Linked DNA regions of Homo sapiens: regions 1 and 3 are each linked to region 2. Evidence: chromatin loops called from intact Hi-C (ENCODE). Cell type or tissue: Caco-2. All regions are shown on one strand.

Evidence for each region. A loop is a pair of places that touch in the nucleus more often than their neighbours do. Peaks named below come from ENCODE experiments on the same cell type or tissue, not always from the same donor. Only the 100,000 strongest peaks of a DNase experiment are listed, where the experiment ranks them.
Region 1: a loop joins it to region 2, with 2.5 times the contacts of the local background. A loop is called at or near these places in 27 of 110 quality-filtered maps.
Region 3: it touches region 2 in a loop (2.6-fold over the local background); 4 of 110 quality-filtered maps call a loop at or near these places.

The regions. Positions count from the first base shown.
Region 1 is chr5:159,509,286-159,511,785 of GRCh38, reverse strand. It overlaps LOC124901123 (a long non-coding RNA gene), which reads left to right. Exons shown (of 2, transcript XR_007059022.1): 1 at 1-201. Among named protein-coding and RNA genes, the nearest start is that of LINC01845, 44 kb to the right of the region's middle. RefSeq lists an enhancer at 1,360-1,860. In Caco-2, no CTCF peak of the experiment used is centred here; a DNase peak (open chromatin) is centred at 1,275.
Region 2 is chr5:159,463,126-159,465,625 of GRCh38, reverse strand. LINC01845 (long intergenic non-protein coding RNA 1845) reads left to right here. Exons shown (of 7, transcript NR_027110.2): 2 at 1,289-1,408. Among named protein-coding and RNA genes, the nearest start is that of LINC01845, 1.9 kb to the left of the region's middle. In Caco-2, no CTCF peak of the experiment used is centred here; a DNase peak (open chromatin) is centred at 1,375.
Region 3 is chr5:159,570,691-159,573,190 of GRCh38, reverse strand. LOC105377684 (a long non-coding RNA gene) reads right to left here. Exons shown (of 20, transcript XR_941139.3): 9 at 1-4. Among named protein-coding and RNA genes, the nearest start is that of LINC01845, 110 kb to the right of the region's middle. In Caco-2, no CTCF peak of the experiment used is centred here; a DNase peak (open chromatin) is centred at 1,140.

The DNA of each region.
Region 1 (2,500 bases), 46 kb before region 2:
GAACATGATACAGACTATGACAGAAGCAAAAGTGGGCTGTGGCTATTTGAAAATCAGAGCATCTTTTAAAAGGGAGACGGCATCTGAACCTTGCCGAGTAGGAATGTTCCAGAAGTAAGAGAGATGACTAGGGTTTCAAGAACAAGGACCAGCACCTATGAAGGCTCTGAGGCACAGACCACTGTGACCTGTGGAGAAGTGGTGAGTGGAGAAGGAGCATGGGTTTGGTGGGGATGGTAGGGAATGGCCAGTAATGGGGTAGGAACAATAAGTCTAAGGCTACATCCCTGAGGGATTTATGACATATGAACACTGGAGAAGCAAGTGGACAGCTGCTGCTCCTCTGTATCTGCACTTTCACAGCAGAAAGTAGAAGGCACCTCTCACCTACCTGATAACGGAGGAGGTGAGAATGTAGGCTTTAGAATCAAGTGGACCCTGGGTTCAAATCCCAGCACTGCTACCTTTGAACAATGAGCTGTTGGGCAAGTAACTGAGCCTCTCTGCACCTCAATAGTTTCGTCTCCTAAACAAGTACCATGATATCCACCCAGGGGAGTGTTGGAAAGGAATAAATAAGGTAAGGTATGTAAAATCTTGATTAGAGTACCTGGCCTACAGTGACTATTTTGAAAGCATTGTTTTGTTATTGTTATTACTGTAATAATTATTATTCCTGTCATTCTATTTGGAATAATGTTACTTCTCATCTATCCTTTACTGCCTATAAAAAAAAGTTAAATTTGAGGCCAATCTTTTCCATATTGGTTATCTCCACAGAGCAAATGAATTTAGAGCCATTACTTGATGGTGAGTGGGGATTACTCAGGTTGGAAGGAACCTCCAAGTGCACATGGCCCGACAAACCTCCTCAATTTACCACTGAGGAGCCTGAGGCCCAGGTACCAAAGGCTGGCCCCTGGCCCCAAAACAGCTTACAGAGAGAACTGGGCTAACCCCTAGGCCTTCAGGCCCCAATCCAGACCCTCCAGATACAGTTCACTGTCTCCCATTTAACCCTGTTGCCAAGTCGACAAGGTCAAGACTAAAATCTACTGCAAACGCCAACCTCTCAGACACAAATCAGAGGGCCCTACCCGACTCACTGGGCCCACAGAGGTTGGTTTGCTTTCTTCACACTCTCTGCAGCATCCACAGGCTGCTGCTCAAATCTGAGAACAGACTCTGCCCTGGAGCCCTCAAAGAGGAGATGAGAGGCCCCTCCCAGCCAGTGTCAGCTTACAGTGGGAACAGGGCCTGGGGCACAGCCAGAGCCAGGCTGACACTGGAATGCTGTTGCTTCCCCATGCTCTCATCCCCAGCAGAGGCAGTGTCAGGCTGTGGCCGGCCTCACCATAGCAAGGGGCGTGTTTCTCACCAGAAGGCCTGGCAGGGTCACTCTGGAGTCAGCCCCTTTTCTGTCATTTGCTGCAGGCTCCCACAGTTTCCCAGAACTGCCCCCTTGGTCAGAGTCACGGTTCTCCTCTGGAAGAGAAGCTCAAGGGCAGACCCTCGGCAGGAAGCAGACCAGCATTTTCTGGAACTTCCCCGGTCGCTCTTCAGACCCCTCACTGAGGGATTTAATGGGAGGACTCACACGGCCTGAACAAGCCAAGTGAAGCACTTGTCTGCTATTCTGTTCCCTTTGTGAGACTCAGAGTACCTGCCATACCCATAGTCAAATTTAAATAAATATTTAACAAAAGGGGTTATTTTCTACACCATGAGAAAAAGAGGTGATTTTCTACACCAGAAGTTATTATTCTCTACTCACAGCTGGCCAGACCGTGGGTGAGGTTCCTAACCCATAGGTAGCCAAGATGTTGGCCCATGTGGGAACCGTGGTCCAGCCAGTAGGACTCTCCTGTGCTGGATGGTACTGACCCATTGAGCCAATCAGATTCTCTCTCGTGCCTTACTGTGTTCTCCAAATACATATTGAGAACTTCCATGTGCCAAGCTCTATGCTAGGTTCCAGTGATACAAACATAGAAGGGGCTCTGTAACCCCAGACCTCTGTGCTCTTAGAAGGAGTTCAGTATAGGAATCCATTCCTTATTAGCAACTTAAACTAACTGTTGGGATTTTGTTGCAACATATACACAACTCTCATTTATAATGTAACAGTTACTTTAAATAAACTGATGAATTTATCAGGACCCTCGAATTCAAGGAACAGAAACCTAACCCAATCTGGCATAAAGAAAAATTAGAATTTACTGGCTCATATCCACAAAGGCTAGGACTAGAGCTGTCCTCAGGAATTCAAATAATGATATCGTCTCTCCCTCTCTCCTTCCTCTCCCACCCCATCTCATTCCATATCTCAGATCTCTGCTTCTCTCCATCTGTTGGACTCATTCTTTCCTCACATAGCAGAGCTTTATTCACACTGCAGGAGACGTGGCATGGGCAGCTCCAGGCTTCATCAACCTAGATTTGCAACTCCCAAGGAAACAAAGATTTCTCTCTCCTAGCACTCAGAGGTAAAATTCAAGGG
Region 2 (2,500 bases):
TGAACAACTCATAGTCAAGACTTCCCAGCCAGTAACAAGAGGAGTCAGCTCAAAGAACAAGCTGATAGAAGGAGGATGACAGCCTAAAAGAATAAAAAGAAATTTGTCCTTAACAATGTTATTAAGCTGCCAAATTGGCCAACCCCAGCACTGTCTTTTCTCTGGCCTTGTAATATGATATGCCACATTTCTTCTCATTTAAGATGCCATCAATTGTGAGATGCACCATTACATTGTCTCTGACTAAAAAAAATTGTAATGCTGTCAAATTAACTATGATGCTATATTATCATTTAGAATTTTTAGAATATATTTTTAGAATATACTTTTAGAATTTTTGAATATAGCTAATGAAAAAGTCCATTTAGATTTACTTATGCCTAGATTTTTTATACCACATATCACTCCTGTGCATTTAAATTTAAATATAAATTTACTAATTTAAAGTAAATTTAGCTGGGCACAGTGGCCCATGCCTGTAATGCTAGCACTTTGGGAGGCCAAGGCAGGCAGATTGCCTGAGCTCAGGAGTTTGAGACCAGCCTGGGCAACACAGTGAAATCCCGTCTGTACCAAAATACCAAAAATTAGCCGGGTGTGGTGGCGTGCGCCTGTAGTTCCAGCTACTTGGGAGGCTGAGGCAGGAGAATTGCTTGAACCCAGGAGGCAGAGGGTGCAGTGAGCCAAGATAGCGCCATTACACTCCAGCGTGGATGACAGAGTGAGACTCCATCTCCAAAAATAAATAAATACATAAATAAATACATACATAAATAAAGTAAATTAGTCAAGGTATTCCTAAATCTGCTTTACATTGAGTCAAACTCTCTTGAATCACTTGTCCAATCAGAGTTATCAATGTTCTAGTTTTTCCACATACGCTTGTCCTCTGTAACATGAAGAACATTGGTGATGCTGTGTTTCTTAAGAAAGTGCCCTTCTGTAATCTCTGGAGTTGTTCCCAAGAGGCCATCACCATTCTGCAGGTTCGAAGCACAAGGGCAGGCAATGCTTAGCAACAGCAATTGCATAACATACCTCATATCAGAGATGTTAAAAATATAAAATGTATGTGTGTGTATACACACGTGTGCATGCTTCTTAGGTTATAAAAAGGGGGCTAACAATTTTTTCTTATTGTTAACACACTTTTAGTTTGGTTTCTATTATTTGCAGTAAAATGCTTCCTTTCTGATTCAAAGGTCATCAGTTTAATAAGTATCAGAGCTTAGATTTGAACCCAGTCATTATAGCTCCAGCCTAGGCTTCTGATCACTATGTTAAACAGCTTTTGTGTTTTAGATAAAGTGGCAGATCTGATTTGTTGATAGCAATTCCCTGGAGTGTTGCATTGAGAAGATTCTGAGGCCTTGGTCTACTATCTGTGACTGCCATGGAATCCTGAGTGGTGAGTCATATTGTACAAAACACATATTTACCTTTCTTAGATAATTGTCTGAACTCTCAACTTTCATTCAAAGCCATGGATTCCTACAGCTAGAATGGGACCAGCCTCAATCTAAACATTTCAGGGTTAATAGTCAGGATAAAAGGATATGCAAATTATGTATTGCACATCTCCAGAGGGTACCATTCACATAGACTATGGTGTAAATGGCAGTCCCTGGTTACGTGCAGTAAACAACTTGCACAATTGTCCATGGCAGGCCTTCAAATAGTAATTCTCTATTTCAACATCATGTATACAAACTTCACAGCTAATTGCAATCATTTATTCTGAAATTTTATACCCAGTATGAAGGTCAAGTTATTTTTATGTCTAATTAAATTTCTCCTGTTTAAATTGAATTTTCTTCCTGGATGACACAGACTTAAGAATAATACAAAGCATTTAGTCTGGCTCTGTGGAGGCTTGATATTCATCAAACATAAGTGAATCATTAAAAATCTTTCATATATTTGAAGGCAATAATTAAGTCTCCTATTCTCATTAGCTTCTCCAGTTAAACAAACCCAATTTACTTCACAAGCTATTACTATGGGTCAGGAACTATCCATGCTAAGCACTTTGATTCAGGACAACCTTTCATCCTCACTATAACGCTATAAGGTGGGCAGTTATCCCATCTTATGGGTGAAGATGGTGGTGGGTAGAAGTGCAGATGCTGAAGTCAGACTACCTGGATCCAAAATATCCTGCTCCATATGACCTTGTGCAAGTCACTTAGTCCCTTTATGCTCCCGTTGCCTCAACAATGAAATGGAGATATTGCAGTACCTACTTCATAGGATCGCCTCAGTGTTTCTAGGATTCAGCATAATGTCTGGCACTTAGTAGATAATCAACACTCTTTTGCTGGTATTGTGATTATAGTTCCAACATTCCACATGCAGGAAGGGACTGAGCAGGGATTTGAACTCCAGGACGCTTTTCCCCACTCTGCCTCTCTAACTCTGCCACAGATTTGAAAAGGACTTTAGAGACTCTGTCATCCAAACTCTTCGTTTCACAAACAGGGGACCAGAGGCCCACCAAGGA
Region 3 (2,500 bases), 110 kb before region 2:
GCACCTATCAAAAAAAAAAAAACAAAATTAGAAGACTTATACCATATAATTTCAAGACTTACTATTTTAATTAAACAGTGTGATAATGGTGTAAGCATAGACATACACAAAAATGAGACAGAATAGAGGATCCAGAAATAGAATCACTACATATGGTAAATTGATTTTTGATAAAGGTGTGAAAGACATTTAATGAGGAGCAGGATAGTCTTTTCAATAAATGGTTCATGAACAAGTGAATATACCTTTACAAAAATGAACCTCACACCAGATACAAAAATTAACTCAAAGTGGATCATAAACCTAATCATAAAACTAACATTATAAGACTTCTAGAAGAAAACCTTGTGACCTTAGGTTAGGGAAGGATTTCTTAGACAGGACACAGGCATTAACCATAAAAGGAAAAAAAAATGATAAATTAGACTTCAGCCAAATAAAAATAAATTGCTTTATAAAATATACCGTTACAAAACTGAAAATACATGCTACAAACTGGGAGAAAATATTGGCCAAACATATCTCTGGTAGAGAGATATGTTTGTATACAAAATATAGAAAGAATTTTCAAAACTCATTAACAAGAATGTAATGTAATTTTTTAATGTAAAAAGATTTAGGCAGATGTTTCCCCAGTCTATGAGAATGACAAAAAAGCATATGAAAAGCTCTTCAATATCATCAGTCATTAGGACAATGCAAAATAAAGCCAAGTGAGAAAAATGGCAAAGTAAGCGTCTTTGAAAATTCCTCTGTAAAAGCAATGAGAAAACTTGCAATAATGGTCAGGATTAACTCTTTCAGAATTCTAGGAATTAACCAAAGTCTTGTGTGAATCTGGGAAGCAGTTATTCAAGAAAAACAGGTGAACCTTATGAAGAACAATGAGCTTTGTGGCATTGTAAGTTGACCTACTCCCATCCCCATTCTCCAGCTTCACTTTAGCCTTGAAAACTAACAGCCCCACATCACAGTGAAAACCAGCAACCTGGCAGCCACTGGAAGGGGCAGAATAGGTAGGGTTAGAGCTCCTTTAAAATCCCACTCCCAGAGAATTGTCATTTGACCTGTCTGGTGGTTCCCTGGAAGACTTCAATAGCAAGGCTGTATTTATTTACCTGAGTCAGAGCGCAGCCAGTGCCTCCCTGGGGGCATTTGTCAGAGATAGTTACTGGCAGCTGCTTATCATCATGGCTGTCTGAGGTACTGGATAAAGCTTGGGCAAACAATTGATTAACCAAAGAGCCTAAAGGGAAAATCTGAGGAATGAGATGTCCATAGGGGCTCTGAAAAGCTCTGACATATTCCTGAATATCTAAGAAGCCATGTGCATGGGACAGTGACAGGAAAGGCCTGAGAAGGCCCTAAGCTCTCACTTCTGGCTGACCATGAGGCTCCATGAAAGAGAAAATTGAGGGCTGAGGTGGAGCTGTCAACTCTCTTGCTAAGTGTTCAGAGAATGCTCCTGTATTCACACATAGCTGCTTTGCAAAAACTGGGTGACTTATTTGTTCTAGGCACTTAAGACAATATTTGCACAGTCATTAGCTGTCCAGTAAGCTAATTAAGCTGTGACTTCAGTGGCCACCCTCAACAAAGAATGCAGATTTGATAGAATTAGGTCAGTAAAGTTCATTAAACAAACAATAACTACAACAGAAAGCAGCAACAACAACAAAAAATCCTAGAAAGGGGAGAGAAACTGACTTCCAGATTTGCAGCATTATGTTATTTAAAATAACAGTTTTCAAAAAATTATGAAATATGTAAAGAAATAAGAAAATATGACCCATATACAGGGAAAAAAAGCAAACAATAGAAACTGTCTGAAAAAGCACAGACATTAGACTTACTAGACAAATAATTTAAATCAGTTATTTTAAATGTCTTTAAAGAACTAAAATATGCCATGTCCAAAAAACTAAAGGAAATTATGAGACTAATAGCTCACCAAATAGAGACTATCACTAAGGAGATAGAAATTATGTAAAAGAACCAAATACAAGTTCTGGAGTAGAAAAGCATAATAGCTGAAGCGAAAATCCACCAGAGGGGCTCTACCACATATGTGAACTGGCTAAAGAAAGAATTTGCAAATATTAATTAGCATCTTGATAGGTCAATTGAAATGACTCAGTCTGAAGAATAAAAAGGGAAGAAAATGGAGGAAAATCAACAGAACATCAGAGACCCATGAAATAACACCAAGCATACCAAGAGATGCCAAATGGGAGTGGGGACAAGGTAGGTAAGGGGTAGAAAGAGTATTTGGAGAAATAATCACCAAATTTTCCATTTGACGAAAAAAAAAAACCAACAATGACATTAACCTACATATCCAAGAAGCTCAACAAACTCCAAGTAAGATAAAGCCAAAGAGACTGACACCTAGAGAAACCATAATCAAATTGTCAAAAGCCAAATCAAATAACATTCTGCTACACACTAACTAGAATGGTCAAATTTTATTTTATTTTATTTTATATTTTTAGTAGAGATG